Regions from separate parts of the Mus musculus genome. Here regions 2, 3 and 4 are each linked to region 1. The links are chromatin loops, found by intact Hi-C in ENCODE. Cell type or tissue: heart. All regions are shown on one strand. Links, peaks and the distances in the headings refer to the core of each region. The heading gives the core; the rest is flanking DNA. Region 1 overlaps Aqr (aquarius). Region 2 holds the start of C130080G10Rik (RIKEN cDNA C130080G10 gene). Region 3 has its middle 12 kb from the start of Gm46757. Region 4 overlaps Gm39909 (a long non-coding RNA gene).

What was found. Peaks named below come from ENCODE experiments on the same cell type or tissue, not always from the same donor. Only the 100,000 strongest peaks of a DNase experiment are listed, where the experiment ranks them.
Region 2: a loop joins it to region 1, with 9 times the contacts of the local background. A loop is called at or near these places in 7 of 42 quality-filtered maps.
Region 3: a loop joins it to region 1, with 2.5 times the contacts of the local background. A loop is called at or near these places in 2 of 42 quality-filtered maps.
Region 4: a loop joins it to region 1, with 4 times the contacts of the local background. A loop is called at or near these places in 10 of 42 quality-filtered maps.

Annotation. Positions count from the first base shown.
Region 1 is chr2:114,127,443-114,135,486 of GRCm38, reverse strand. Aqr (aquarius) reads left to right here. Exons shown (of 35, transcript NM_009702.3): 18 at 668-835; 19 at 2,351-2,520; 20 at 4,711-4,952; 21 at 7,828-7,974. Among named protein-coding and RNA genes, the nearest start is that of Mir7002, 19 kb to the left of the region's middle. In heart, for the core only: no CTCF peak of the experiment used is centred there; a DNase peak (open chromatin) is centred at 4,656; H3K27ac peaks cover 952 bases.
Region 2 is chr2:114,053,271-114,061,314 of GRCm38, reverse strand. C130080G10Rik (RIKEN cDNA C130080G10 gene) reads right to left here and starts at 6,919. Exons shown (of 3, transcript NR_028422.1): 1 at 5,949-6,919; 2 at 4,004-4,231; 3 at 1-519. Gm46757 (a long non-coding RNA gene) reads left to right here and starts at 1,020. Exons shown (of 2, transcript XR_001783436.2): 1 at 1,020-1,083; 2 at 2,659-3,062. In heart, for the core only: no CTCF peak of the experiment used is centred there; a DNase peak (open chromatin) is centred at 3,904; H3K4me3 peaks cover 2,883 bases; H3K27ac peaks cover 3,543 bases.
Region 3 is chr2:114,068,710-114,076,753 of GRCm38, reverse strand. No RefSeq gene overlaps it. Among named protein-coding and RNA genes, the nearest start is that of Gm46757, 12 kb to the right of the region's middle. In heart, for the core only: no CTCF peak of the experiment used is centred there; no DNase peak of the experiment used is centred there.
Region 4 is chr2:113,969,813-113,977,856 of GRCm38, reverse strand. The region is part of intron 3 of Gm39909 (a long non-coding RNA gene); the gene reads right to left. Among named protein-coding and RNA genes, the nearest start is that of Gm39909, 36 kb to the right of the region's middle. In heart, for the core only: no CTCF peak of the experiment used is centred there; a DNase peak (open chromatin) is centred at 3,706.

The DNA.
Region 1 (8,044 bases), core at 1,598-6,597:
GGAAGAAACAGGGACGAAGCTTCCGTGTGGTAAGTGTCACTAACACTTTAACTTCTGTGTCAGCGTTACTGAGGAAGCTAGACAGCTTTGGGTTCTGACACCAGTACCTTGCCCCTTGACGTCACTCAGAAAGATTTTGCTGACTGAAACTGTATGCTGAGCCATATTCCGTGGGTGAACTTCTGTGGCTAACACTCCTGTGCTTTGACGAGTTATTCTTGGGCTAACCTGTTTTAGGACAGTGCACTCAGGCTGTATGGGATGACACTGATAGATAACCTAAGCGATGGTAGAAACTTGATGACTATGAGTTATATGCCAGCCATATTTTCAGTTATTTAATAAGAATTAAAATAAGAACGGTGATGAACATCCAATTTTGGATCTGTAACATGACTTGAAAGTCTTACTCAGTAATTAATTCATGATACAGGCTTCTAATTTTAATATAAGAATTTCTTCCTTTTAATTACTGCTATGAAATATTGACTATTAAAAACTATAGGAAACATAATTATGTTCTAATACAAAATATATTATTGGTCATCTCTTTTATTTTTAATGTTATTTTTAAATCTCCTCTCCTTTAAAAAAGTTAAGAATTTGCCAACGAAAGATCAAAAACAATGTAATTCTACTAAGTAAAAATGTCTTTATATTTTACTAGGTCTTCGAAAGCACGATGTATGCTTTTTAATTACTGTGCGTCCAACAAAACCTTACGGCACTAAGTTTGACAGGAGGAGACCTTTTATTGAGCAAGTTGGTCTGGTGTACGTCAGAGGCTGTGAAATCCAGGGCATGCTGGATGACAAAGGGCGAGTCATCGAAGACGGTACGGTAACCCACCCGTGTGTGAGAATGACACGTTTTTGTGCTGGCGTACTTGGTAAAACTGAGTTGTTTTATGTAGTAAACACAGACAGTCATATGTAAGGTACCTACTTTACAACTGTAGACTAGCTGATATCTACGATGATAGGGCTCTGGCCGGACATGTGCAGTGTACCTACACCTTAGGTTTGACTCCCCAGCACTGAAAAAGAAAAGGAAGACAAAAAACTGTTAAATGTATTGAATTTTCCAAAACAAGATTTTTAATATTTCTAAGCATGCCAGGCATGGTAGCAAACACACATATAATCCTTCTGGCCTCTATATACACACATACACATATATACATACTCCTAACATGCCCATATACACACACATATACAACATACAAACAAATGAATAGCTTTAAAAGCTGTTTTGTGGGGTCAGTTTACTCTTCTTGGTATTACTGGGATATCTGCAATTGTTGGTCCGTCTTGACTCTTTTACAGAGCACACACTATTACGTTGGCACTCCTGATGGCTCATGCTTCTTGCACAGTTTGGTGACTGGATTTCCCTTAAAACTTGAATTCACTTCACTTGTAATTTTGAGCTCAGGCTATTGTTAGACTGCTGATGCTTAATTCAGCTATTCAATTGTAGTGTTTAAGGAAACAGAAGGAAGTGAAGGCTAGGGGGGATAAGCATTGTGCCACAAAATGAGACCCAAGTTAGACCACAGCGAAGGGAGGGAGGGAGGCAGGCAGGCAGGCAGGCAGACAGACAGACAGACAGACAGACAGATAGACAGATAGCTGAGGCCGCTGAGCTTCCCAGTGTTCCTCCTCTCACATTTCCTGTATGTGAAATCCTTTCCAGCTGCTGATGTTAGGTAGAAACTGGAATGTTGAGAAAAGTAATAAACCCACTGTCAAATTAAGAAATAGAAAGGCTACTTCTTAATTCCTAAAATAAGATACACATCTGCTGGCACAACTCATGTGTGCTTAGTCTAAAAAACACTTAATGTGTGCTCACACGTGAGTCACTAATAGGGACTGGGAGAGAGGGCGTTTGACCACCAAGCATGCCTGCCATAGGAGCATCTGCATTGGTTACAGTGTGTGCAATTTTATCAGCATAGGACAGAGTTGTAAGAAATGATAAGCCAGGCAGTGTTGGTGTACGCCTTTAATCTCAGTATTTGGGAGGCAGAGGCAGGTGGATTTCTAAGTTCGAGGCCAGCCTGGTCTACAGAGTGAGTTCCAGGACAGCCAGGGCTATACAAAAAAACAAAAGAAAGAAAAGAAAAAAGAAAAGAAGAGAAAAAAAGAATTTAGGAAAGCAGGAATATACTTTTAACTTTGAATCTGAAGTGTCTAAGTATGGGACAGTTCAGTCACGGGGTATTGGAGGTGAGTGGAGTTCATTGACTTGCCATTTCTATGAAGGAAAGACTTTTAACTTGCTTTTATAGTTAGTTAAAAAAAAGAAAATACATGTTTCACTTAACAAATTCTTTAAAAATATTTAGGACCTGAACCCAGACCCAATCTTAGAGGAGAGTCAAGGACATTTCGAGTATTTTTGGATCCAAACCAGTATCAACAGGATATGACCAATACGATACAAAACGGAGCCGAAGATGTGTATGACACTTTCAATGTCATAATGAGGAGGAAACCGAAGGAGAATAACTTCAAGGTAATGTTCAGTTCTGCAGCTAAAACTCCTTATACCCTAGAAATGAAATCCAAAAGAGGACCACATACGTGCTGGGGAGAGGGGTTGCAGTGAATATTAACTTCAGTCTTAAATTCGTAGCATACTGATTACATATGACACTTCATCCCCATCCCTGCCGCAGAGCCAGCCACCCCAACTGTAGCACCTGCAGCTCCAGTGAACTTGGCAGCCGTGCCAATGTCCCTTGAAATGATGCTGTTTTGGAAGCTGTGACTAGGGATAAGTGAGGTCAGAGGCCACCGGGCCAAGCTGCTGAGGCCCTCATCTGTTGGCATCTGTGGTCTCTTCAGCTCCACTGCAGACAGCGGGTGGCTCAGCAGCTGAGAGGTGCTCCTGATCTGGGAGCAGGTAGAGATGAACTTGGAGCAGACATCCATTTTAAGGGGTGAGAGGCCAAGGCAGGAGAGCTGCTCCCAGGGGAGAAAGGACAGAGAGGCCACCCTGTTCTTTAGATAAGACTTTACACTGTCCCTCTAAATGATTTTCCTCAGGTATATTTATGGTTTGTTCCTCCACTTGACACAAGCAACTCAGTTTAGGTGTCACTTAAGAGAGCTCTGTTTCCAGGTTGTACAGGAGCTAGGCTGGTCTCACATTTACTTTTCAATAAATGACTCTCAGGCACATAACTGAAGTCTACAGAGTATTCCTCTCTTTGCCATTCTAATGACTGTCTCTGTTGTGAGTGATGTTGTGCTTAGTTACCTGGGACTTGTAGAGGTGAATAAGACGCAGTTGATACCTTAACTGTTAATCAAGAAAGAAATATAAATAGTTATCATCAAAGGTTAGCAAGTGCCAAACATGACTTTTTAAGGGAATTCAAGGAGGCGTTCAGGTCCTGGTGCAGCGAGCAGGAGCTGCCCGTGCTGTGTGTTTGCTGTTTCTGGCACACCTTGGTAGAATCCTCACTTGGTCCCATGCTGCAGTTGTATTTCCAGTTAGTGCAGCGGTTCTAGCCTGGATCTTCCAGTTCTTGCCTGGACCGTTGGGATGGCTACCTTTCTCTACTGTCTTCATAGTCCTGTTGATAGATATTTTCTAATTCTCTTGAATACTGATGCTTTTATTCTGCTACTTAGAACATTTCCGAAACTACCCATTAATGATTAAATAAATCAGAAATTCTTTGTTGCATTAAAGTAAAATGCCACCTTCCTCCTTGAAGCTTTTCCTCATATGAAGTCCATCCCCCACCACTCACATCTCCTGTGGTGGAGTCCTCTGAATTGTGTAAAATTCTTTACTAATCATCACATTCTGCTGCCTCTTGGCATGGTCTGTGCCTTCCTTCACCTCTACGTGGTTTATATAAGATTCCATCCATCCAGAGCTCTCCTCTTCCTCATCCGTGTTCTGTGGATGTGCTTGTCCGTCTGTCCATCACTCACCTATCCCTTACTTCTACTGTGCTAGGATACTGAGTTTTAAAAACATCGATTTGGTTGCTGGGTTCTTTGAGATTAGGCCTTTGAGATTCTCCTAGTTTACATGTTAGGATTTGTTACTTTATCAGAATGGTTTTTGAATATTCTAAAAAAAAATGTTCTCGGCTCTGTTAATTCCTTTTGGCAGAAATGTGCTAACTCCTGTAGAATCCTTTTATTGTAGTACCAGTTCTTCTCTATATTGTTTGACACTCTTATCAATGTGTTTGCTTGTTTATTTCTTTCTATCCATGCTGACTTTTATAAATTTATAAATTGTACTGCATTTCACCAAACAGCTATAGCTATACACTACGTATGCAGAGAGAAAAACTCGAGTTTATAAGGAAGCATTTGTATTTCAGGGCCTGTTTTGTAACTTTCTTTATCTTGTTTTTTGGTATTGGGTTGACATGGATCTTATTTTTATCCTGTTCAATAGGAGTCAAGCGGCAAGCTTATTTATGTCATTCTATCTAAACGAATTCTTCGTGGATAAACTGTGCTTACTAACTTAGTTCTTTTGTTTGACTCAGTCTATGGTATCAACTGAAAATATAGCTGTTGGTTCAGTCTTGCCAAGCACCTGTCAGCAGAAAGTAGCTTCTTGCCTTGAAACACATGGGCATTCCGGATTGGTGCCGTCAGCTCTGCATTCCAGGGAAGTGCCGGTGTCCGAGATGTCTACTGACGCGATACTCTTCTGTCTCTTTACTGCCAGGCTGTGTTGGAGACGATTCGGAATCTGATGAATACTGACTGCGTGGTACCGGACTGGCTGCATGACATCATTTTGGGCTATGGGGACCCAAGTAGTGCCCATTATTCAAAAATGCCCAATCAGATTGCCACCCTGGATTTCAATGACACTTTTCTCTCCATTGAACATTTAAAGGCCAGCTTTCCTGGTCATAATGTCAAAGTGACTGTGAGTGACCCAGCACTCCAAATCCCCCCTTTCAGGTAAAATCAGAATGGATCTGCTCTTAGGCTTAGTCTGTCTGTAGTAGAATCAGCACTGGTGACTAAGTGAGTTTTAAGCATTGTGTCTGGACTTCATTTTGGCAGTCCTTAGCTTTGCTGTAATAATCACTGGGATAAGACTATTATATTTGAATCTATTCCTGACTCTTATTGCAGAAGCTATTTTTAAGACTACATTAAAAGTAGCTTCATGTCTCAAAAGAGATCAGTAAGTGTCTGTGATTTGGAAAGAACTGTATAAATATAGTAGCTGACTAAGGAAATATGCCTGTACCTCTCACACGTAGTCTAGTGTGTTCCCTAACTACCACCATACAGGCATGTGAGGTTGAACTTCATTTTGATTTTAAGAAGCTAAAAGTTTTCTTTCAACTCTGCCTGCCTCATACAGGTTTTAAATACAGGTTGAGTGCCCTTTATTTAAAATGTTTGTTACCAGAGATATTGTAAGTTTGGAGTTTTTTTCAGATTTTGAAGTATTTCCACAGATATCACCAGTTGGATATTCCTAATCTGAAAGTCCGAAAGCCAAAATGTTCCAAAATTCAAAATGTTTTGAAAATTGAGTATCGCAAATGTTTAAGATTGTAGAGTATTTTCAATTTCACGTTTCAAATTGTGGATATGCAGTATGAATTCAAAACAGTTATGTTAATGTCAAGTGGCTTTAGCTCTTAAGTAGGAATAAAGTGAGGTGCATGGAGCCATTGGCTGCTTCCGGAGTTTGTTCATAAGCATCAGAAGCTGTATGCCAAGATGGCCTTGGGAGAGTTCAGATCTTACTTCTTTAGCTGGAAGCCAGAGCATGCACCTTCCACAGGACCTATTAAATACATGCAGTGACTCAGTATGCTTCCAACATAGTTTTCAGAATAGCCACACCTCGTCTTCCTCCTTTCATCTCTAAATTCTGTTTATTACAAAAGCACTCTTGTCTCCTGGGTTTTCTCTATCTGTATTCTCATAACTCTTCAGTAGCATAGACTGTTAAAAACAGTCTTTGTCCCTCCTAACTTCTGCTTCTCTAGGCCCTTAGATTTCTTTTGTTTGTTTGTTTGGTTGGTTTGGTTTTTTATTTAATCATTTATTTATTTTACACTCCAGATTTTATCCCCTCCCCCATCCACCCTCCAACTGTTCTACATCCCACACCTCCTCCCCACCCCCACCCCCACCCCTGTCTCCACAAGAATGTCCAACCCCCACCCAACCAGACCTCTAAACTCCCTGGGGCCTCCAGTCTTTCAAGGGTTAGGTGTATCATCTCTGATTGAACACAGACCCAGCAGTCCTCTGCTGCATGCGTGTTGGGGGCCTCATATCAGCTGGTGTATGCTGCCTGGTTGGTGGTCCAGTGTTTGAGAGATCTCAGGGGTCCAGGTTAATTGAGACTGCTGGTCCTCCTACAGGGTCCCCCTCCTCCTCAGCTTCTTCCAGCTTTTCCCTAATTCAATCACAGGGGTCAACAGCTTCTGTCCATTAGTTGGGTGCAAATATCTGCATTTGACTCTTTTCAGCTACTTATTGAGTCTTTCGTCAGAGTGTGGTCATGCTAAGTCCCTTTTTGTGAGCACTCCATAGCGTCGGTAGTACTGTCAGGCCTTGGGACCTCCCCTTGAGCTGGATCCCACTTTTGGGCCTGTCGCTGGACCTTTTTAGGTTTCTATGGTGGTATATTTTTTGAACTCTCAGATGCTTTTGCTAGATAGAGCCATTTACTCCCTAGCTTGAGAAGTGCATGCTTCTGCCTACAAGTAAGGGAACTTACTCGCCACTTTAGTTCTAGGCAGCTTTTGGCTCTGTCTATACTTTAAGAATGGGAAAGAAGATTGGGAAAAGTACACAGAATGAGAGTTAACTTTTTTTGGCTTAATTTTAGGAAATTTATTGAAAACATTAGCTTCTAACCCCAGACTAAGAACCTCTTGCCTGAATTGCCACACCCGACTTCAGAGTGTCTGTCTCTCCTTTTCTCAGTTGTCCTCTGTGTCTGGCTTGGCTGTTTGTATGTGGACTCTGCTGTTCCTTATTTCTTTGGGGAAGGCTTTTCTCTCTGGCTGTGTTCTTTGAAACCTGTCTCTTTAAGTCTTCTTACTAAATGAGCATGAATAAAGCACTTTACATTGCATATGACAGATACTTAATGTTTCTTTGATTTATCCATTAGTTGGATGACGTTTTCCCCCAGAGGGAAGACTTAACACCCATTTTAGTAATTGTAAATGTACTTTTATTTCAAAGTTTATATAGAGATAAATCACAAATATTTCTCATTCATCTGTTCGCCACACAACTTCATACACGAGATAGTAGTTCTTTCTTTTTTATTGAAAGCTAAATTTTTCTTGCAATTTGCTCTGCTCACATTCTCCCTTCCCTCATCTTCTATAGAGCCTCCCTACCCTTCCAGCTCTATGCCTCCTCTCTCCCTCTAACCCTCCCTTGAAAAAAACAAATGAAGAAAAAAGGAAAAAGCATGAAATACATGCACACACATATGTGCGTGCACATCTCATAAAATCACAAAATCAGAACCATATGTAAAAGCAAAAGACCAATAAGTTTAAAAAAAAAAAAGCCCAAAATAAAGCATTATGAGAAAAGAAATCCCCAGAATTATCATTGAATTTGTTTTGTAGAGACTATCCACTGCTGGGTGAGTCAGGTTTCCACCTATACCCAGTGGGACTCAGTTGGAGAAAACTGATTTTTCCTTTTGAAGTGGTTGACAATTGGGAGATAACTTGTAGGTTAGGGACGGGACCTCATGTCCATTCCCCTTCCCTGCTCCAGTACCCGATGTGGTCTGGTCCATTTCTTATTTTAAATATAAATGGGGGTTTTGCTTTTGTAGAATAACGTTCCCAGTAAGAAGTGGAAAGGGGAAGAAAAGAAAAGATGCAGACGGGGAAGAAGATGACACAGAAGAAGCAAAGACCTTAATTGTGGAGCCTCATGTTATTCCTAATAGAGGCCCTTATCCTTACAACCAGCCCAAACGGTAATGTGACTGCCTACAAACTTGGTTTTAAATTCTCTTAGTCTTTTAAAGCCTTGGGATGGCCTTTTTC
Region 2 (8,044 bases), core at 975-5,974, 74 kb after region 1:
CAAGGTTACTCTTCCTTCTTGTGGGATTATTTTTGTTCTTCATTTTTTGTTGTAGTTTTATTGAAAATAGTCTGGTTTTTTTTTTCATACAATATATCCTGATTATGATCTCTTCTCTCTTTACTCCTCCCAGTTCTCCTATGCCTCCCACCCCATGCAAATTCACCACCTTTCTGTTTCTCTTCAGAAAACAGAAGGGCACTTGATGAATAATAATAAAATATAATAAGATAAAACAAAAACTAACACATCAGAATAGGGCAAACGAAACAAACAAAAGAGAGGGAGTCAAAGAAAAGGCAAAAGAAACAGATGTAGACACAGAGACCCAATTGCTGGCACAATCAGGAATCCCATGAAAACAAACCTAGAGCCATAACATATAAGTAAAAGTCCTGTGCCCTAACTATACACGTGCCTTTGATCTCAGCACCGGGGAGACAGAACCACGCAGATCTCAGTGTGTTGGGGCCAGTCTGTCGTACATAGTGAGCTTCAGGGTAGCAAGAACTACATGTCCTGAAACAAACAAACAAACAACATTAATAAAACATAATACATATGCAAAGAACGTATACAGCTCAAGAGAGAGAGAGAGAAAGAGAGAGAGAGAGAGAGAGAGAGAGAAAATAACAATAAATGTTGCTTAAATTCTTAACCCAGAGTTTACTGATCAAAAAATACTGATCACTAAATAGCTAGAAGATATATTTTCCCCTAAAAAATAGCAGCTTTGTGATCTTTCATAGGAAGACAAAGCCTTTGGAAATATACACGTATAGCTACGTTTTGTCTGTAATAATAGATCATTGTTTTCAGAGTGCCATTTTGAAAGCGTTCAACAGCTGAACTAAAACATATAAAGAAGATATGGATAGTATAATCCCAGGGCAGATGCTGCTCCTGCTGCAGCATTCTTTGGTTTCAGCTGTTAGCTAAAGATGATTTAGATGTTAATGGCAGGAGCAAGAAATGCTTTTAATGCAAATTCCTGGCACTGCGCATCTCTCTTTGAAGAACAAGTGGGCATTCTTGCAGAGGACCCTGCTAGGAGGCAGCTTGTCTTTCCTCCGTCCAGCAGCTGTAAGTAGATACAAAAGGCAAGGTCACCTGACTTTTTATGTCACACTTAGTTTATTCTAGGGACGTTACAAGACAGAGCTCTACAGTTCTCCCAGAAGTGTCATTTCCTTTGTACTTTTCAATGTTTCCTAATCCACTGCAATAAGCAAATATTTCTATAATGGGATGTAGGCTGGTTCAGATCTGCAGTTTTATACTTACCATATCAAAAGGAAAACTAAGTGTGCATGAAAATGTCACAGTAGAACCCATTGTTTTGTATAGTTGAATGTTAAAAGAGGAAAAGAAAAATATTATGGTATGTGGGCAGTGGGTCTTCTCATTAAGTAATCTGTTTTCACTGTGATAGAAGAAGGTTGAAGGTCTTTGTGACTCATCTCGGACTAGTGATGACTCATGACCTGAACAGCTTAGTTCCAAGTTCATGCATTCTCTCATCCTTATTTCTACCATCCAGTCCTTTTTTTTTTTTTTTTTTTTTTTTTGTCCCACAGAAAAGCTCTACAGTAGCTTCCAAAGGCATATGAAAATACATTAAAGTAAAAAGGGGAAGAGAAAGGAAAGTGAAGCTCAGAGATGGTTGTGTGCAATAGACCCCAACTGCTTTGGTTTGGGTTAACAGCTGGACCACATATGTTGTTTTCAAGAGCCACAGACTCAAAACAAGCTCCTTTGTTTGTTGAGTGCTATGATTCTTGGTATTAGAGTGAGATAGGAGACTAAGAGGTTTGTAGAGATCATATCCCTGAGGTGGCCATCCACAGCATCTTTTAACAGAGGGATTAGCCCATCTCTTACTCAGTATTTCAATAAACACTATCAAATCAAAAAGCAGGCCTATGTGCCATCAAGCTCAATTAGTGGGTAGGGTGCTTGTCACCAGATCTTATGACTTGACTTTGATCCCCACAATCTAGATGATGAAAGGAAGATTCTGACACCCATATATTGTCCCCAATGTCCACATTTATACCATACTTCATACATCCGCTCAATGACTAAATAGAGATTTTAATTAAAAAAATATTTTTTTTTTAAAAAAGAGAAGTTTTCTCTGGGGCATTATGAACTAACCAGTACCCCGGAGCTCTTGACTCTAGCTGCATATGTATCAAAAGATGGCCTAGTCGGCCATCAGTGGAAAGAGAGGCCCATTGGACTTGCAAACTTTATATGCCCCAGTACAGGGGAACGCCAGGACCAAAACGTGGGAGTGGGTGGGGGGGGGGGTGAGAGTATGGGGGACTTTTGGGATAGCATTGGAAATGTAAATGAGGAAAATACCTAATTAAAAAAAAAAGAGAAGTTTTCTTTTGAAAAAAAAGGAAGGAAGGAAGGAAGGAAGGAAGGAAGGAAGGAAGGAAGGAAAGAAGAAGGAAGGAGGAAGGACAAACCTGTGGAATGAGCCCTGTAGCTGGCATTCTGTTTAGCGTCTCTACAACTTAATCTGGTTGACTGTACATACACAGAAAATCTCAAATCAGATTTAGTCCTGAAGAAGTGCTCTATAAACATGTATGATTAACCTTCCTGATACCACTGCCTTGTGTTTGATGTGTGTCTGTTCTTTGACAGGGAACAGAGGAGTTTCACATCACCTAGGTGAATGGAAACGAAGTCCACAGCTCACCCACTATACATGACGTAACTGTTTCCGGTAGCAGAAACTCTGCGAAGCTTAGCTTGGGCATTGCCATGTTTGGGCTAACCAAGAAAAGTGGGCTTGCTCCAGGTAACACTTGAAAAACCAAAACCCCATAAATAGACTCACCGCTAATATGCGGAGCAAGCCAAATCTGAGCTAAGAGGGACGCGTTCCAAGAAGGATCCTAAAGAGTGAGCACTTGATGCCTGAAGGTCACACTCCTTTTAAGGACTTAAAAAGGCTCAACAGAAATCCTTCCTGGTTTCCCTGCCTTCTACCAGGGCAGAGGCCAGTGAAAAATGCATTCTTCGATTATTAAAGCTTAGTGACTCCATCAGCGCCTACCTCCCCTTCCTCCTCCTCCTCCTCCTCTTGTCTTCCTTTCTGAATCTTTTTAGATGGCGTGTTACAACTGGTCTTATCATGTCCGAAGGCAGATACTCCTTCTGGAATCTTGGAATCTGCCAAGAACAGATTCGATTTGGGGGTCAAAATACTCTCCCAACTAGGTTAATCTCTTTGGAGGTTGCACAAAAACAAGCCGTAAACCATAAATATTAGCCATTCCTGAGCACCGGGATGTGTGGGCGACTACATCTCTCTAGTCCCATCTCTTTCTTATTTAATGAAAATTGAAACTGAGCTCCAGCCAGAGGCCATGAAGATGAAAGTGTGTAAAGAGATAAAATAAAAATGTCTGAGAATGCTGCCGCCCCGCCCCCCTCCACCCCCACCACACCCTCCCTCCTCGAACCCCGCAGCCCTGCTTTGGTCTAGAGAGAGCCTCTCTCAGGCTCCTCACAGGCACATGGAATGCAGGAGGGACCGAGGGGTAGGGCAGCTTGTGGGGAGGAATTAAGTGTGGCTTGGTCTGTTTCTGGCTTCTCTGTAAATACCACGACACCTCCAAATGGAGGAACAGCTGAGATAAGTGACTGCTAATCCCCCAGTGCAGGGGAGGAGGCTGGGCCGTTCCCTTTCAGATCCCAGCAGATGGTGGGTGAAACAGGCTTCCCCCAGGCAAGGACACAGGGAACTGTCCCACCTTCTGTCCCTTTAGCTTGCTCTGCACGTCACCCTCACGGCCTATTGCGCCAGGAAGAACCTTGCTGGCTCTCCACAGCCCTGGGGACCCGCCTGGCTTTGCTATCCCACTGGGACACTCAAGGTCAGCCAAGCAGGACTCTGGCCAACAGTGGCCGTTTGGGCTACCATCCAGCAAAGCTCTGTGCCCTGGGGAAGCAGAGCCAGGCAATGTGGAAAGGAGAAACTCACCTGACCTACAGGGCGCACTAAGTTAAGTGCAGATTCAGTTCTCTTCAAGGGTGGAATCCCAGAACTTGAGCTTCTGTTAGGCAGCCCAGCGGCAGGCAGTTCTGAGAAGTCGGTTAGGAAGCAGGCTCAGTCAGGTGCCTCTCTACCATTTGTTCATCTTTGGGACTTCAGGTAGAATCCCAGATTCCTAGGACCAGGACTCTCTTCAGGGAGCAGCCACTCCAGGATCTGAAAGTCATTTTAATTACAATAAGCATGAACAAATAAAATTAAGGCTGACAGCATAACCGTGTGAATGTATTTAGCGCTTTTGAACTATGCACTTGATTATCTCAATTTCCAAATTAAATAAATCACTGAAGATTTGCATGAAATGAAAAACTGAAGATTTTTACCAACTTAATTAACTTATATTTTAAAATATATAAAATAGAACTTAGTGTCCTTAAACTGTGGAAATGAACAGCGATACAATAGTAAATACTCAATGCTTAGTGTCTTTAAAATGTGAACAATAGTAAATACTATTGTATCACCATTTATATAGTAAATACAGATATAAACATTGGTACAGTAGTAAATATTGCATACTACAAATCTTTAAGGACAAGACACAGAAACCACAGGAAATAAAAGGAAAAAAACCCCAAGCAAATATGATTATAAACTAAAAAGTATCTGCACAGCTAATGAAGCAATTCTCAGTAAAGGGATAACCTATAAAATGGGAGGAAATACTTGCAAACTCTCTCTCCCAAAGGACTAACATTCAAATATATGAGGTGCTAGAAAACTTAATGGCCAAGTTAAATAAAGCAAATAAATAAATAAATGAAACTATTTGAAATTTCGATAGATCTAAACAGACATTTCTCAGGAGAAATGTACGTAAACAGCTAATGGCCAGCAGGCATATGAACAATTAGGGAAACAGAGGCACTAACCAGGGAAATGCAAGTCAAAACCGCACTCATCATCCGATCATCCTCAGGTTGTGGTTATTATCACAAAGCCAAAAGATACTGAGGACAGGGGAGGCTGGCCCACTTTGGACGGAATGCAAATTAGTTCAGCCATTAAGGGAGTTTTGAAAACTTTAAATTATAGCTATCATATGATGTAGGACCCCCAACCACACACACACACACTCAGGGGATCTGTTTCCAATGACAATAATGTCTGTACATTAAGGAGATGTTTGCACTGCAGTGTTTATTACAGTAATACTCATATGATCTGGTAAATGCAAACAACCAGTTTGCATTTACAACACACACACACACACACACACACACAGAGAGAGAGAGAGAGAGAGAGAGAGAGATTCTGTCATTTACCATAACGTGGATGGAATCAGATCTAGATTATTAAGTTAAGGTGAAATAAACCAGACATAGAAAGACAAATTCCACATGTTCTAACTCGTGTGGACTCTGGAAAGGCTGATCTCATAGAAGCAGGTAGTTACTAGAGGCTGGAGAGACTCAGGACTCCTACAGTTAGACAACAATAAGTCCTTGTGTGTTGTTGCACAGTAGGGTAACTGTAGACGATGCATACTATATTTCAAAGTTAGAAGAAGAGCTTTGAATGCAGTTGTCATAAACCTTTGAGAAAAAGTATTCCTTTTTAGTATAAATATAACAACATGAAAATATATGTTGCTTTAAGTGTTAAAAGACTAGTTGAGGTCTGATAATAATTCTCGGCAGGTAAAAGTGAACTGTGCAAGACAGATGGCCTGAGATCAATCTCTAAGGTTCATGTGAAGGCCGAAGAGAAAACCAGATGAACCAAGTGGGTCTCTCAACTTTCTCCCATACTCTGACACCAACGCCTCCTCCCTCCAGAGACACTAATAACAATAAATATTTTTTAAAAAATTAAAATATACTCAATGGACCATAAAACATAGTTTTAAAAATGTCTCAAGGATGCGTATTACCTCCCAAAGGTGGTCTTCAGCGGACTTAGCTCTGCTTCATTAGGACTCACAGACTTGGAGTGGGTAAGCAAGCCCTCGGAACACTGCAGAGGGTCAGATCAATATCACCGGTCCCAGTTCCAGAGAACTTCGGCACACACACAGTGACAGGAATCTCTCATCAGCCTCTGTCAAACGCTTGCACGCAAGTTCAGGAACTTCAGATCCATTCTACTTTAGAAACAATTAGGCCACCTACAGTCTCAGCGCTCAGGAGGTAGAAATTGGGATGTCAGGAGTTCAAGGTCATCTTCTGTTACCCATTTTGTAGGGGGGCTTATCCTGGCCTATATGAATATATTTCAATGATGCCAAAAAAAAAAATAAATAAAACAAAAACTTAAATGATATTTCAAAAAAGGCTATCTGTGAAACTCCATTTAGATGCTTTCTGGCCCATTTCTAAATAACCCAGTGAAACCACCTCTCCCTTCCAAGGATGTTCCACGTCTCTGACTTCCACAATTACCACTGAGGATAAATCCTGTTGTGTGCTAGTTACCACTGAACTCTGCTTCATAATCAATAGAACATTGTTGAATGGAGGAATGAATGGTAGTGACCCAATTTTTCCAAACAGAAAGCTAATCCCACCTCTAAAAGTATCGAATGGTGACAGAGCAGGTTCAGTCTGTCTTGCGTCTGACTTACATTGCTTGTCTCTTTGTGGGCCAGTCCTCAGTAACTCAATAGAACTGAGTTACTATGCCACTTTTCAGGGGGGTGAAAATGGGGTCTTGATGAGTTAACTGGCCTGCCCGAGACCAAACGTGCGGAACGTAGTTAAGTGTTAGAGGTAGGATTTGAAGCCTGTCGATCATTCTGATTCTCCTTTTCTCTACGTCTGCTTCCTGTCAATGGGCATCCTCACTGTCAAATGCAGATGGTACAGCAGGGCTTGGTCTCAGCCAGGCAGGCCTCTCCCCAGTCTCCATGGCTCAGCTGTCCAGCAGTTTCATCCCTAGACCATCCCAAACATGGTTGAGAAGCTCTGAGGGGAGGACCCAGCACTGCCCGGCCCCTGAAGTATCTAATCAGCAGTCCTGCTCAGCATATCAATCCAAGCCCACTCTAGACAGAGATGCCGGTGCCCAGTTTTCTATTTTTAACTGGTGTGAACTGAAGGAAAAGCACAGCATTAGAAGTCCAAGCACTAGTCAAGAACCAAGAATACAGGGCACCCCAGGGCAAGCTAGTGACCTGTGTCCTTTTCTCTCCTGTTCCTTCCCCCTCTCTTCACTGCTATCTTTCTGTTTCATTCTGAAAAAAAAAAAAATGCAAAGTTCCTTCAAAGTGTTCTCCACGAAGGAGATGACTCCCGTTTGTAGCAATGCTTCTCACACTTTCAATGCTAATCATGGACATCTTATCTTGCCATACAGTAGATCTGACTCTGGGGCGGGGTCAGGGATACTGTATTTCTAAATCACTCAAGTTATGAAGATGCTGTTTATCTATGGTCCACGCTTCGTGTAGGAGGGTTGGTAAATTCTCTTATCCTAAGTGGCTATGAACTTCTCCACAAAAACATTTGCTTTTTAAGGTGGGTCATTACCTGGGATGAAGAACTTTATCAAAGCCTGTTTAAAAGATGCCCATCTATCTGCCAGCAAGTAACTGAGATATTTTTGGTATCAGTGCCTCCATTTATTTTAGCATCTGAAGACCCGGTGGTGGCTCATAGACTGAAATCTGATTTTGAGCAAAACTCTTACAGAGTGGATGAGAACTATTTGGCCTCTGGGCTGGACTTGGCTAGACCCTCAGACAACCCTTCTCAGCTTCTTCTCTGCCAACTCAAGACCATGTCTGCAGTGGGTCCGAGACTGGTGAATTCTGGCTTTCCCATCTAGATGAGCATAGTCCCAGCTCAGGCTAAAGGAGACCAGAAGATGCACTACCCAGGTGCCCCTTTTGCATCCAGGTACTCAAATATCCTGTCAAGCTGCTCTTTGTGCCTATGACTCTGCTCCTCTGTCTCCCAGTACTGGAAGATGAGAAGCTGCTGTCTGTCCCCTGCAGCCCCAGCCCAGCTGTCAGGACCCTTCTCCAAGGGC
Region 3 (8,044 bases), core at 1,195-6,194, 58 kb after region 1:
TGAATACCTTGGCAGAAGGACAGGGAAAGGTTGAGAACATGGCCTCAGGCAAAGCTGGACTCTTCCTTTCTACCTAACAGGTGGCGTTTGCTGCTAGCACAAACTGACTCTGAACTCAAAGAGTTCATCTTAGAATCTTCTGAGGCTGTATAAAAATGTCAATGCTCAGAAATGCAGATTTAATTGAACAGAGGTGGATTTTAAATTTTGTTAAATTAAAAAAAAATCTTCCCAGGCATTTTTGGCATTTCCAACCAAAATTCCAAATATTTGGCATTTGGGTTGGAAATCTGTGAAGGTTGGCCAATTCCATGTTTTATAAAGGTTATATATGTAGCACTGTGTGTGTGTGTGTGTGTGTGTGTGTGTGTGTGTGTGTATGTGTATGTCTGAGTGCAATGCTCGTGTGTGTGTGTGTGTGTGTGTGTGTGTGTGTGTGTGTGTGTGTGTGTGTAAGGATGGTGTGCATGTGTGTGAAGGCCAAAGGTTGCCATTGAGTCTCCTCCACTGTGACTTTCCACTTTATATGTTTTGAGGCAGGATGTCTTAGTGAACCCAGAGCTCATTAATTGCATAAAATGTCTGGTCAGTGAACCTCAGGGAATTTCTATTTCAGAGTGAATTTTTACTGAATGGTCTCACATAAAGTAGGATATCTTGTTATTTTTTATTTGTTTGCTTGTTGGCTTCATGCCTGTGGAATTGTTAATATCAAGAGGGAATGACTATGTCTATATGATTTGATATTTCAGCAACAGTAAGGAGCTAATGTAGAAATGGTCTTCATTCTGTGTCTTTATGCCCACAGACCTGTCAGCTCCAGGTCTGTCTTGTTGAAGTTTGGTCTTTTGCTATGTATTATAATGCTAACAAATGCCTTTTGCAATGGGTACCCAGGCATTATCGTTGACAGTGGCTGCCTCAGGGGTGAGAGAATTCTCACAGACACCAAGTGACACTATGTGGCCTTGCTCCTTAATTTAAAACCATTGGTTGAATAAAGATGCTGACAGCCTATAGCTGGGTCGAAGAGAGATAGCGGGGTTTCAGCTCCAGGACTTGAGGTCTGAGGAGGATGACGAGTGGGAAGAGAGGAGGTGGAGAGAGGAGAAGATGCAATGTGTAAGTGATCATAAGAATTGGCCATGTGTACTAGTCAGTCAGAGTGGCCCAGATGAACATGCCAAGTCATAGCTTGGGGTTATTGATAGAGAAGTAGATACTAATAACATAGAGGGTAGTTATCTGCCCAGCTCCAGTGATGATTAAGGCTTATAATAATAATGATGGTTTTGTGTCTTTTATCTAGGAATGGAATGATCAAAGGTAAGATAGAAATCCCCAATTGAGATTAAATCATTACTACAACACTTTTCCATCACTGTGCTTTAAGGAAGGCAGTGATAGTCCACACTCTACTCATATCATCAATGGAGTAAACAGGTCTGCATCAGGAGAAGGGAAAGAAAACCAACAGAGGGCAGTGGACAAGGCGAAAGCATCCACAGCAAAGAATAATCTCATGGCGTCAGGGGATCTGTCCAAAGGGAGGATGAGAGACACCCCTGTGTCAGCACTCCCACACTCCCGTACAGAGTTCACTTTCTCTTTGTTGTCACAAACGCCCTTTGCAATGGGTACCCAGGCGTTATCGTTGACAGTGGTCCATGAGGAAGCCATGAGAGCTTATGGAACTTCCTATAGCTGTGTCTGAACAGTTTCGCTCTCTGCATTAAAATGTTATTAAGTTTTTTTCCATGAATTATTTCACCAACTCTTACGAGTGTTTCAGGTGAGTGTTTGGCAGCACTGTCCCCTATTGAGCAAGAAACTGCTTTCAGGAGGCAACATACCCTACCTGAAACCACAGGCCTGAGAAGTGAACACGATATTGGAAGTGTAACAGGATCATCTCTGGGCTCTTGATACTGTTCTTTTTGCATGCTGAACAGGGCTGAGCTTGTCTCTAGAAGACAAAGCTGCTGGCTTTTCTGCTGGCACCCTGAAAAAAAAGAAAAGGTTGCAGCACAAGGGATGGAGTAGCATCAGTCAGGGAAGGATTTAGGGAGGAACAGGAAAGACCAGCCTCTAGAGGAGTCAGGCTGGGATTCATGTGTGTTATCTTTCTGAGGTGACTTATGCAGGTTCCACACCTGGCTAGGAGCGGGCGGGGGGGGGGGTGAGAAAAGTCACAACTGCTATGCTTAAAGCCTTGAGGATGGAAGAAGCTATTATGTGCATGAGAACACAAATAGGAAAATGACACCATATAAATAGAGTCAATTAAAGATGCATATATGCGAAGGGAACTGTGTAAACTGGATTGAGGACCCAGGAGCAGTCAACCTAGGAAGTGGACATGATCAGGGAATAGAGGGGCCTGTGGGAAAAAGGATGTGAGCATGAGAAATGTTTTTGGTGGCCCTGGGTGAGGATCACGGGGTGGAAGTTTACCTTGCTAGAATGGATACGGTCCTGTATTTTAACCAAGTTATGGCAATGAAGTCCGGTAAAAGGCTGGCTAGCTTAATCAGAATTTTCAGAGTTGTTAAGTGGAGATATCAAGACTTACACAACATCTTAGCAAATTGATAATTTGTACAGTGTTGGCAACCATGGCCTCCAGCCAGAATCTAATCTGATGATTACACTCAGAGTGTCATCCTTGGATCAGCACTGTACACACACACGCACACACACACACACACACACAGCTAGAAACCTGATGAAAAGGTAAACTCCACATTATTGTCCCCTACCTGCCTCTGTAATTAGGATCCCAAAATAATTGTACATATACTTAAGTTATCTGTGAACTGGTGTAGAGTGCATCTCATGGAGAGTGCACAGAAGTTATTCAAAAGAGCTGGACATTTGCACATCTGTTTACAACACTATCCTGCTAAAGTACTTGGCTTCATGGGTGCTGGAAGTAAAGCATGAAATGGTAAAATATACAGGCTAGCATCCTGCAGTTCTAATAGGAGTACTTTAACCTCTCTCTCTCTCTCTCTCTCTCTCTCTCTCTCTCTCTCTCTCTCTCTCTGTGGTTTTTTTAGTTTTTAGTCAACTTACTTTCATGGCTTCAGTCCTATGATGAAAGACAAAATCCTTCCTTACAAAGGTCAGAGAACAGGGACTCAGATGAAGAGCCGTTTGGGAAATGGGAAAGGAACCTGTTGCAGAGAAGGCAACCAAGAGCTGCTGGGGTCAAGACTTGAGCACTGGTTGTTCAACACTGTAAGCTGGTGATGGCAAGATAATGGTCACAGAGAAAATACTCATATCACTGAGACAATAAAACCCACAAACAAGTTGTCCTCAGACAACTCAGTCAGCAGCTGAGGCCAAGGACTGAAGAAGGCTGATGGTGGGTTCTGCCAGTCATGTGGATATTGTGTTTGTTATTGTGGTTGTTATATTTGTACCCAAGCCAGCCTACCCCGAGTCTCAGATTTACTGTTATTTTTCTTTTCTTTGTATGGCCATTTGTAAGTATGTGTGTGTTCATTCATAGATGTGGGTACATGCATGTGTAGGGGCATATGTATGTGTTCAATCATAGGTATGTATATATGGACATGTGTGCACATGGATGTGTGTGGGCAGGTGTATGTATATGTGTTCATTCATAAGTGTGTATATACAAACATATGTATACATGCATGTATATAGGCATGTGTATATGTGCTCATTCAATGGTATGTGTACCTGAACTTGTGTGCACATGCATGTGGAGGTCGGCAGCTGACAGTGGATCTCTTCACCAGTCTCTCTACACCATATTTTTTTTTTAGAAAAATTAATCTTAGTTTACGTGTATGGTCGTGTTGTTTCTGTGTGTGTCAGATCATTGTGTATGTGCACTACTCATGGAGACTAGGAGAGCATGTTAGATCCCCTGGAGCTGGAATTATAGATACTTGTGAATAGCCATGAAGGCACTGGGAATTGAACCTGAGTCCTTTGGAAGATCCACACCAGTGCTTTTCACAGCTGAGCCACCTCTTGAGCCCCTCTACCACACTTCTAGAGGCAAGATCTCTTACAGAACCCAGAGTTCCCCAATTTGGCCAAGCTGGCTGACCAGCAAGCTCCATGGATCTTCTTGTCTGTCTCTTCCCACCTCTGGGATTACAAAGGTGTGATGACTCCACAGGCTCTGGCTATAATTTTAATAATATTATTATTTCTACTTTTAAAATACATTTTCAAGGAGCTAAGAACATACCTCACTGGTGGAGAACACTTGTTCTTCCAAAAAGACCAGAGTTCAGTTCCCAGCACCAATGTTGGGGAGCTTACAATAGCCTCCACTGCCATCTTGTGGCTTCAGCAGGCACCGAGGCACACGCGCGCACACACACACACACACACACACACACACACACACACACACACACACGCACACACACACACATTACCAATTGGAGCCAGCTGAGGTCAGGGACCTTCAGGTCTGAAAGCACAGCTCTGTGAGCTGAATTAAGACAAAGCATTAGAAACAGTTGCCAATACCTGCCAAACAATCCATGCCAACAGAAAGGATGAAGTGACTTTGATCAAAATACTCTTTTTTTAGATTGCCAAACTCCATAACACCTAATTTAGATAACCAAGGGTATCCTTATCTCAGGCCTTCTCATTGCAAGGAGGACTTCTTACCTCCTGGTGCATTATGCAGTGTTGAAACTGTATCATATCACACGTGGACGCAGCCAGATATCCAGAAGCACTTCTAATTATAAACCTGGTGTTTCTTTCCTGGCATTGTGTCATCTGGGTTTTTTTTTTCTTCATATTTTTGAAATTGGAGACATCAGCTTTGAGAATTTGCTGACACTGTAGTGAAAAGACCTTTGGTTGCTTTATATTTCTGTTCCATTCTATTCCCTAAAATGAATGTCTCAAAAACTCATCCTGCAGGTTTTATGCACATCCTAGTTTCTGCTGGAGAAAACTCATAAATTATCAAAGGATATGAGTATGCCCTTAAGTGTTGAGGCAGGGCAGAGTGACAGGCACCCTACTCTCTGATGCCCTTGTGGTTTCCCTCGCTTTTATTATTGTTGTTGTTTGTCTTGTTTTCCTTTGCTTTTATACTAGAGTTAAAATGTTTCCCGTTGTACTATCACAGTGTGACACACAGTCACCTAAAGCCTGTAGCAGAAGCTGTGCCATCTCTCTTTTCCCCTGGTATCCTCATACCAACAATTGTACTTCTTAGTGTGGCTGAACAGAAATTGGAGATTCCTCGTCACAGAACAGTAATGATTCTCTTGGTTCAGTCCATTGGCTGACTATCAAGACTGCCAATGCTGTAAATTCAAAGTCAGAAACACCAAGGGCAACATAACTCTTAATATTTTTCTCATCCAAACACTCATATTAACTAAAATGTAGGTTAGTTACATTTCCTTTCAAAAGTAATAAAATAGAGAAAAACCAATGTCTTCAAGGGACTGGTGGTTAAGATCACTGGCTGCTCTTCCAGAGGACCTTAATTCTATTCCCAGCACCCATGTGCTTGATCGAAAACTCATGTAAATCTAGTCCTAGGCATGTGTATAGTGCACAGACATACATGCAGACAAAACATCCATATGCATAAAATATTAAAAGAAAAACATTTTTAAAAGAAAGTATAAGCACAAAACATGTGTCACCATCACTTGACAGCCTCACGTAGCTCTGGGCTCCTATATGCAGAGGAAAAGTAATTACTGTTTGTTAACTTGGAAGATGGCAGCTGGAGGTAACAGTGATTAATACGGATGATGGCCCAGGAAGGAGTCAGACCAGTCTAGTGCTAGGAAGATGTTTTGACAGGGAAGGAATACAGTCACTAAAAGGAAATGAGATGTATGACTTGACAGTGGAAATTAGAGATAATGTTTGAGGCAGAGTTCTGGCTGTAGAGTGCAGAAGAGGCGAAGGAGAACCTTTGATAAAACCTTTGGCCACTTTACGGGGTCCATATTAACAGCCCAGTCATTTGAGTTGGAATTTTCCCATCTTTACTGAAACCAAGTAGCTTTCCGTGTGTTTCTTGGCTGTGTAGACCAATCTCCAAGAGAGTAACGTCTATTTGGGAGTCAACAGATTGTAGGATGGCAAGCCACGGGACAAAGGAACAAACAGGCATCAATGGCCTCTGCTATGTCCGGAGAATAAAGGAAATCTGGGGGATTTAATTAGCACAGAGACATCTATGCAGGTTATTTTGAAAGCAGGTTCCCTGGCACTTGGGGCAACCGTGGGAGATTGGCAAAGTGGTTGGCAAGTGTTGGCGATCACTGTGAAAGCTAATCTTAAGTTGTAGTTGGCAGTACTATCTCTGTTTGTTAAGTAAAAATAGGGTCTTTTTCCCACCGCCTCCTGAAGCAGGGATCCAGGGACTTCCTCAGTGTTCCTCACCCATACAGAAATGGCTCCCCTTTGAAAGCTGTGTGGGCAGACTCTGGTGTTGTGCCTCTTTGAATCCTTTTGCTTGAATTCTTACAGGCTAGTCTGTTTTGCTCATGGATTGATAGGACGTCCCTGTCCACCTATATGTGAGTCCTTTCCTGGATAGTACTACAAACTGTCTTCCCCCATAATGTCACTCACCTTCCAGTCTCCTGGTAGATTCTTGAAGCCAAAGCTTGAAGCCAAATATCTCATTGTGCAGTTTATCATTTTTCATTTGGGCCTGGGAAGAATTCTCTGCTAAAGAAATCTGTGCATAAGCAATATATTGTTCTGTGTTACATTCTAGAAACTTAACTTTGCAACTTGGTCATTATCTGCATTCACTTAGAATTGATTTATGTAGATAATATTGGCTAGAGTTGATATAATTTCCATTTTCCCCAAACTATTTGTCCTGTAGACTCAGAACCATTTATTTAAAAGGCCATTATTTCTTAAGTGTTGTTTGAGGAATCAAGCGTTTCAGATCAAATATATATATATATGGTGTTGTCTATGTTCTCCATTTGTATAATATGGCACCAATATATTTCCTTCTTTTTATAGCTGAATAACAAATCCTAATATCCCGTCATTCAACTGCATTATTATTTAAAAGTTATCTGTGTTTTCCTTGCTCCTTTGTGATTCTATGAAGCTTTAAAATCAGCACACACACACAGAGTAACTTGATAACTTGACACCAGGGCTCCCGTCCTCTGGCTTCTTTATGCTTTTAGCTGCAGTAGGTGTGTGCCTTTCCTTTCCTCTGAGCTTCTTCACTGTGACTAAATGATTTGTACAGCTGGTGAGCCAAACAACCATAAACTGAAAAGAAGCATCAGAAACCACCATTCCAAAGAAACTCTTCCTCTTTTTAAGCTGTTATCTTCAGCTATGGCTACAGAACCCTAACATGATGACACCCTCCTTTTATACTTCATTCTTTCCGTTAGTTGTCCCTTGACACTTTAGGTGTATCTCTACTAAGCACTTTAGAATTAAGTTGTGTTTAGTATGACAGTGTTTCTCTTTTAATTGGACTATTACTCCACTTACAATAATGTAGCTTTTGTTGCACATTTTGAATATCCCTAACCCTAAACCTTCAACAATGCGCCTCGATCAGCTACAGTTGAGTGCTGAGGCACAAATGAATTAACTGATGCAGAGCACACAAGTATTCTAACCCTACCCCTAAATCCAAGATCTCAGCATTGGGCAAAGAACCGTGGAGGCACTCATCCTTATCTTAAACTTTGTTCATACTTTTCTAGAGTATAGATGACAGGCTTATCTATTTACTTATTTATATTGATTGATCAATTGGCTGATGGGTTGACAGGGTATTCTCATGTTATCCAAGCTGGCTTTGAATTTGCATCCTTCTGCCTTCGCCTCTGGAGTCACTGGGATTGTGGATGTGGGCTACCATCCTTACCTTTGATTCAGTAGTCTCATTACCATTTTTTCCCTCTTCTGTTGACTTGTTCCAAGTGACAAACAATCTGGTTTGTGGTAGACTAACACATGCTCTTCTTTGATACTACTGGGGCAGTGCTCCTGCATGTAAACTCATTAACTCACTTTCCCA
Region 4 (8,044 bases), core at 1,400-6,399, 160 kb after region 1:
CCGCCCTGCTCCCCAACCCACCCACTCCTGCTTCCTGGCCCTGGCATTTCACTGTATTGGGGCATATAATCTTTGCAAGACCAAGGGTCTCTCCTCCCATTGATGGCCGACTAAGCCATCCTGTGCTACATATGCAGCTAGTGTCAGGAGCTCAGGGGGTCCTGGTTAGTTCATATTGCTGTTCCTCCTTTAGAGTTGCAGACCCCTTTAGCTCCTTGGGTACTTTCTCTAGCTCGCAAAAGGTGCTTTTAATAGAGGTGCTAGAGAGTAAAAATAACAGGAGAATCGAGCTCAATGTCCAGAGGATGGAGAAGCATTTATTCCTACCCAACCTTGGTATCGGTGATCTTATACAAGTTATCTAACCTCACCAGTTCTCCATTTCTCCAAGAAACTCAGGAATGATCACAACTAGTCACTCAACTACACAAAGTAGAATCGGGTGAAGGAAAGAGAGAGGGAGACCATGAATAAAATTATTTGTCTATGTGCAAAGTGCACAGAGCTACAGACCACAATAAAGCCTTCCAGTCACATTTGGCTATGCATGTTGAAACTCCCTGTCTCTATCCTTTAGACTGAGTGCGGTCAGTAGCTCAAGCTGGGACCACCTTGCCTGGGACACTGGAAACCACAGAGACAGTGCTTATACAGCGAGAAACAGCACAGCAGAATAGAAAGCAACGCCCTAGTCCCAGCTCATCGGGCTAGTACTTACTTTTGACAGGATGAGTCCCCGGTCGTCAATCATGGGCCTGCACCTGTGCCTCGGGCCTCTTGTTCTGTTCAAACTGCTTAGAGACATCTCTCTTCTCAGAATCCCACAGCTATCATCTCCACATGAAAATTAACACTCCATCACTTTATTGATTCACATTCAGTTAAGGAATAAACATGTTGCAATTTGGAGTTGAAGTTATTTGCTTATTCTTTTCTTACCTCGGGCAAGATTGAGGACTTCTCCTGAGCCCACTGGCAAACTGCAAACCAGGTTTCATCCATCCCTCCTCTTACTGACTGACATATGGGGGTGGGGGGGATAAAGGACATGTTGATGTAAAAATCTCACCTGTTTCCAATAGCTGATTGGTGTTTACAGTGAGAGCCAGCCAGCATGTTCCATCCCCAGCAGAGACTACCAATGCTAGAACCTGTTCTCCAAAACTTTAACTTCTAGATGTTTTTTTTTAAAAGAAATGGATTAATTTCTCTTTAGCCACTGCAGTAAATTTCACTGAGTTCAGCATTCTGCGTTTGCGTGAGTGTGTGTGTGTGTTATTTTTTGAAGCATTTCAATCTCACTGTCTAACAAGATGACCAGAAATAATAAGCGCTTGACATTTCCCTCCTCCTCGGCAGCAGAATCTAATTATCTCCTGAACTGACTCTGCTCATCAGGAGGGTTCCATAGAATCTAGAAGCAGGGGCATTTTAGCCTTTACTGAGTAGCAGAGCTGAGGAATTTAGATGTATGACATTCAAAGAGCAGAGGTGTCAAACATGGGTCAATTTTCACACAGGGCATTTCTATTGGTGAAAAGTCTAGCAAGTTACTAATTACTTAGCATATTTATTTATAGGAAGTTAACTCTTTCAAAGCTTCATAGAATGTCTTTTCAGAAGCTGTGCGAGATGCAAACTTGTTGCGGAAGGAACGGCTGCTCAAAGCTGGAAGTGTTTATGCACATTTGTGGACACCTCTCCTTGCCAGTCCCCCAAATGGAGATCATCAAAACATGCTCTTCATGTGTCTGCCTTCTACTAAGGAGCTGTTTAAAGAAATTGTTGGAATCAAGCAACCAAGCACTTGACTTGCTAGCAGGTCTTTGTGTGTACAGGTGGGATGGTGATCTTTAGCCATCTCTCTACCAATTGCCTTTTGGGGATGCTTTATCTCTCTCAATCCATCTTTCTTCCTAGATCCCTCCATCTATGGTCCTCTCCAAATACTCACAGTCCCCTTGGGGAACTAAGGCTAAAGGCTTTCTGAGATGAGAGTGACTAGTAGGGTATTGCTGTTTAATAGAAAACCCTTTCCTGTAGCTTACTCATTAAAAGATAAATATTAAAAAGGCAAAAACTTAAAGAAACTCTGACTACAAGATAGGATTTGATGAGGACTTGGCAGGAAGGCTTGGTAAGGGAAGGTGGATATAATTGCCTTGGAAGGAGGGCATCTTCCAGCGCTCATTGTGGTCATCTCAATGAAAGGGGATTTGTTGGGTCTTGTTTTTAAATGGATTTATTTGTATGTGTATATGTGTGCAGGTATTTAGAGGTCATAGGATGACTTTTGAGATTCACTGTTTCTACCATGTGAATCCCAGGGAAGGAACTCAGGTTATCATCCTAGGCAAGCAAGTACCCACTGGGTCACTTTGCCAACCCTAATCTCAATCCGTTTTTGCTGTTGCTGTTGCTGTTGGTGGTGGTGGTGGTGGTTTTAGACATGATCTTCCTCTGTAACTCCACATGACCTGTAGTTTATGATATAGCACAGGCTAGTCTTGAATTCATGATGACCCTGCTTCAGCCTCTGGGGAACAATGCTAGAATGACAGGTGTGAAGCTTCATGCCCGGTCCATTTTAGTGTTCCTAAAAACGAGTTTGGGCCAGAGATACCATTTGGTAGAGAAAGTGCTTGCTGTGCAAACAAGAGGCCATGAGTTCATATTGAGAGCACCCACATAAAAACTGAATGGCAGTGTGTGACTGTCACTGCAGTGTTGGGAAACAGAAACAGACATATGCCAGGCGCTTCCTGGCCAGTCAGTCTAGTTGAAATGGACAGATTCAGATTAAACAAGAGCCATGTCTCAAAAAAAAAAAAAAAAAAAAAAAGGTGGGTAGTAATAGAAGAAGACACCCAATATCAACCTTTGGCCCTCACATGTACATACATGGGCACACATCTGGATACCTACATAGCCATAAATGAACGTACACACACACCTACATGCGCACACACCTACATGCACAGCTAGATTAATTTAGTTCTTTCCAAAAATTGTTCTTTTTTTATGTTTTAAAGATTTTATGCTTTTTTATTAGATATTTTTAAATTTACATTTCAAATGTTATCCCCATTCCTAGTTTCCCCTCCAAAAATCCCCTATCCTCTCCCTCTCCCTCTCCCTGCTCCTCAACCCACCCACTCCTGCTTTCTGGCCCAGGCATTCCCCTATACTGTGAAGGCATAGAACCTTCATAGGATCAAGGGCCTCTCCTCCCATTGATGACCGCCATAAACTGTTCTTACACTTAAAAATGTTTTAAAAAACATATTTGTTGATAAATATTGTTCATACCCTTTACATACTCTTAGAAACTTGCTAAAAAAAAAAAGAAAAAGTTGTCCAAAATTGACAGATCTGCTCTCTCCATCCATTTTGCTATATTTTCAACTCTTTCCTGCCCTGTTCTTCAGAAAACCCATCTAGTCCCAGTTACCACAATGCTTTCTCTCCAGAACCACCATCAGTGGGTAGACACCACCATTACATGGGAGATAAGTTTGAGTCCATTTCCACATTGTTCTACACGTGAAATCTGTCCATGTACTCTGGACTACAGATTCTGCCTGGAAAGTAGATGGCTTTTTGTTCTGAAAGATGAGGGACAGCACGGTAACCAGGCAGGGCTAACGGGCAGGAAACACCATGTTCTTTCCAGTCTCTGAGCGCTCCTGGCAGCTGGACAGGGGCAGAGATGGCTGGAGGCAGAGAGGTCACGTCTGAGTCCCAGCTCTGAGCTCTTGAACCATAGCAACAGTTCAGTTGTGAGGAAACACTGTCAGTTCACACGAATGTCCTCCATCACCCAGTTACAAAGAACACAGTCTTCAGAAATGACCTAACTTCATACATTCAGTCGAAGCAGGGGTCAGGGCAGATACTGAGCAGCCAGGCTTAAGCTGCAAATTAACACATGCTGCAGATGCGTTTGTTGCATTGTTACTCTTCAGAGTAACAATCCAATCCTCAAGCTCTCACTTGAAACACTTGCCACCTTCCCTGTTGTCTATCTGTTGTTTAGTCTCTTACAGATGTCCTTCCTTAAATGAGTTCAGAAAACTACCATGGGCTATTTGTGCTGCACTGACTCTGACAGTCTAAGCTGTTTGTGTTTCTCTAATATCACTGAAACAGCAGCATGTTACAAACCTTGGTTGTGGCTAGACTCTGTCTTGACTGCAAATCACTTTTATGGAGTCCCATCTAGTAACTGTTCAGGGGATGAGGACTCTGGCTTGGCGTCTCTCTTAGGTGATTTTTAGAAAACCTCCTGACCTTTTCCTGACTTAGTTGCCTTAATTATGAGATGAGGGAGTTACTTATCTCTTCTCTCTAGTAGGGAGAGAAGAAAGTGGGGTGTGCTGAGGACTTTACTTCATTGAGGTCTTCTGAAGGATGACCCAGGTTTCCATGGGAACAATTACTTCCCTATTCTCATTCCTCTGGTCCATGGATATAATCCCATCTATGCAGGCTTTTCTGAGGCGAAAGGGATCAGTCAGCCAGGCATTGGGTATGGCATAAAAGTGCTCTTGTATTATGATGCTAAATAGACTCTTTTCATGCGTTTCTTCATCATAGACCATCCAGTGTCTGGTAGAGAGGACTTGTTCAATAAATGCTGCATGTATGATTGACAGACTAATTAAGCAAAGCATATCTTTTCCTGGATTTAACATCTAGAACCCACTGTACTCTGCTGTACCTGATACGTGTTTGTCTGATCATGTACTGCCACATCCAACCATACTTTATATAGTATTTGGAGTTAGCTGGCTCCTGTGCTGCCATTGTATTGTTCCTAAGGTGTGAGGGTTTTACTTGGGTAGACCCACTGAACATCATACACGAATATCAAAAAGTACTGTGAAAGGCAATGATGCTTTGAGTCATGGATTGGGGAGCACAGGACATCCAGAATGATGCTAGCAGGGCATGACCAATCCTGATGAATAAATGGATCCATTCTTCCAGTTTGAACATGATACACTAAAGTTTGACACAGCCTTTTTCCACCGCAGGGAAACATTCTACAGCCATATTCTTGATTATTTATTCAGGAAACCTAGATCTTCATTTTCATTTGCTTCTAAGTCCCCCAGACTGCACAGTGAAGAAGTGTATCTGATAACCAGCTTCAGGTTTCCATAGCATCTGCAGGGAGCAGAGGCTGCATTTCCAGGGGCCATTCTTAGACTTAACCCGCGTGAACCAGAGCTATGCTAAAGCTCCCATCACTTCTCATACTCATATTGTCATGAGGATGTAACTGGACTGTATTGAAGAAATCCTTCTACATGGAGACCATGGGTTTGTGTGGGAGTTGCTACATAGCCGTGGTTCATCCTGTTTTTGTTTGTAACAAAAAACTTACTTACAGGGAAATTAGTACTAAACAGAGTAATTATCCTGGTTGTTAGCAAATTCCCCAGCCTTGATATCTGTTACTGTGAATAACAACTAACCATGGAAAGGGTGACTGAATGGAACAGAGGACGTTTCAAGTTGAGGGACCTTTATTAAGAAATGAAAAGGAAAAGAAATCTAATCAAAACTAGGACAGAAGGTGATGGGAGATTAGGGCTGGATTTATACTAGTTACCAGAACCTGAACATGATGGTTTCTGAGAAAACTAAGAATTTGAGTTTTAATCACTGGACTATTAGTGCAATGTCAGTTTTTTTCAAAACCTATTTTTAATGATTTTTAACACTTTAACCTCCTTTCTAGCCCACTACCCACCAGAGGTAGTGCGAGAGAAAGGATACGGGGGAAGTAGAACTGTTTAGAAGGTTCTTTAGAGTAACTCCTGTCTGTTTTGTCTAAAATTCAACAATTCAGTTCAGAGGTCAACAATGACAGCTTGACCCATTCACAAACACTTCACAGATACATCAGCAGTCTAGTTTAGTATCGTAGAGTCAGGATAGATAACACAAATCAATAGCAGTGGCACTACCTAGCAGAGAAAGTCAGGCTTCAGTCATGACACGAGTCAATAAGAGGAACCAGGAAGAATGCCAGGAGTCCTCAGCTGTACCTATCTCAGGGAAGCAAAGATTTGAAACCCACAACTGTTACACAGCTAGCTCTATAAGTAAGCTGAGCTCAGCCTCTGTCACTGTGCAACGAATCCTATTTATACCCTCCAAACATCACATGGCCTCCACATGGTCTTGCCTGAGCACAGGTCTTGCCTTAGCACAGGTCTTGCCTCAGCATGTGCTCTGTCTCATCTGACATCACTCTGCCAATCAGCTCGAGTCATGGAAGTGGCAAGAAACTGTAGCTTACTACCAAAGGTTTTTTTTTTTTTTTTTTTGGTATGTTTCTCTCTATAGAATCTCAACAAATGTAGCTCAGCTACACAATGTAAGGCGAACCAATACATGTGTGTTGTTAACAAAAAAAAAAATCCCTCATCACGTGTCTTTTCACGTGCTTCCTTTAGCAGAACATCCTTTCACCTGTGCCCAATGTTAAACGTTCCTTCACATGTTTGTCCCAACAAAACCATCTAACTGACTTTCCAAAGAATCCTCAAGTTTCCACTTTACTAGTGGGGTAGATATTTCATAAGTCTTTTAGTAAGCTACATAAAGTGTCGGCATCTGTCCAGCAAGGTGAGCATAGTTCACCTGCTTCTGAGTTGTGAAGGATATACAGTTGGCAAATACTTCCCAGGAATCATAAAGATCCAATCATTGAAATAATACTGCAGTTTCCAAAGCTCCTCCCATCCTCCACTGTTCCATCTGCCATATGTGCTTGGGGCACTGCATGGCTCAGCGTTCAGAACACTCCAGTCATCTGAGGACAAAGTGACCTTCCCCTAGGATGAAAGCCTTGTACAGTGACCTAATGAGGATATTGCCTTAAGACCTGAGGACCAGGAACCAGTTGTCTACTGAGAGCTGGTGTTTTCATGACATATGTGGACCATTTTGGTTTTTTCTATTCCTATTCATGCCTTTGTATGTAGTGGTCCATCAAGAGTGGAATTAAATAAGTTTTTATGTGTGACCACACAACAAAAAGGTGATTTTGTAGACTGCACCTAAAAGAAAGGGTTTTTTTTTTTTTTGTTTGTTTGTTTGGTTGGTTGGGTTTTTTTTAGAATTGTTAAGCATCATATGCTGAAATTGCATTCTCCCTTTCTTTCCTTTGAGCTTATAAATATGTTCCTGAGGGAGGACCAGTGTCTAACACCCTACCTCCTTTTCTTTCATTCCTTCAAGTACCACTTGCTGGCTATTGTCATCTTAAGTCTAGGTGTTTTGAAGAGCCTCCACATTTACCTCTATGCTTCTAGTCCCCCTTTCCTTCGAGGCTATTCAGCCTGATGCTTCCATTGTCAACCCTGTCCTCATCGCATGCTGGCATTGCATTTAGCACATGTCCCCCACTGAGGACCTGTGGATGATCTTCATCCAGCTCCACTCAAGCCCAGACTCCACAGGTGAATATGTGAAGCTCTTCCCATCAAAGTTCCAACTTCCTTTTCTGGGTTCTTTCTCATGTCTAGCCCATTTATACTGGACACTGTGTAAACCAGAGGTGCAAATTTCCAAATTCAACTTCTGGTCTCCTGTCCGTATTCACCTCACTCCTTTCCTACCTCCATAGTTGAGTTTATGAGTCTCTTTTCTAGAAAGGTCACCCTCATCTAAATTGCTGTGTGTGCAAACACTTCATTTGTGGCTTTAAGTTAAAGCCTTCATAAATTTTCTATATTCATTAGTGAAAAATTAAATGTAAAGAAAATGTACTTTATATAGAACTATCTCCTAAAGATAACTGTACTTGAGTATACCATATCATTAAGGGCACTTGTAGACTATTTAGAGATTTGCAGGCATACATTTCATATGTACTGTGTATATTAACTGACTGTGCTTGGTATTGCCTTGGATAAAAGTAATGCAGCTTATACTGAAGTATGAACTTCCCCAAATCACAGTCCATTTTATCCACATAGCACCAAATTCAGAGCTGAGCATAGTTATGTCAACATTTATTGAAAACAGG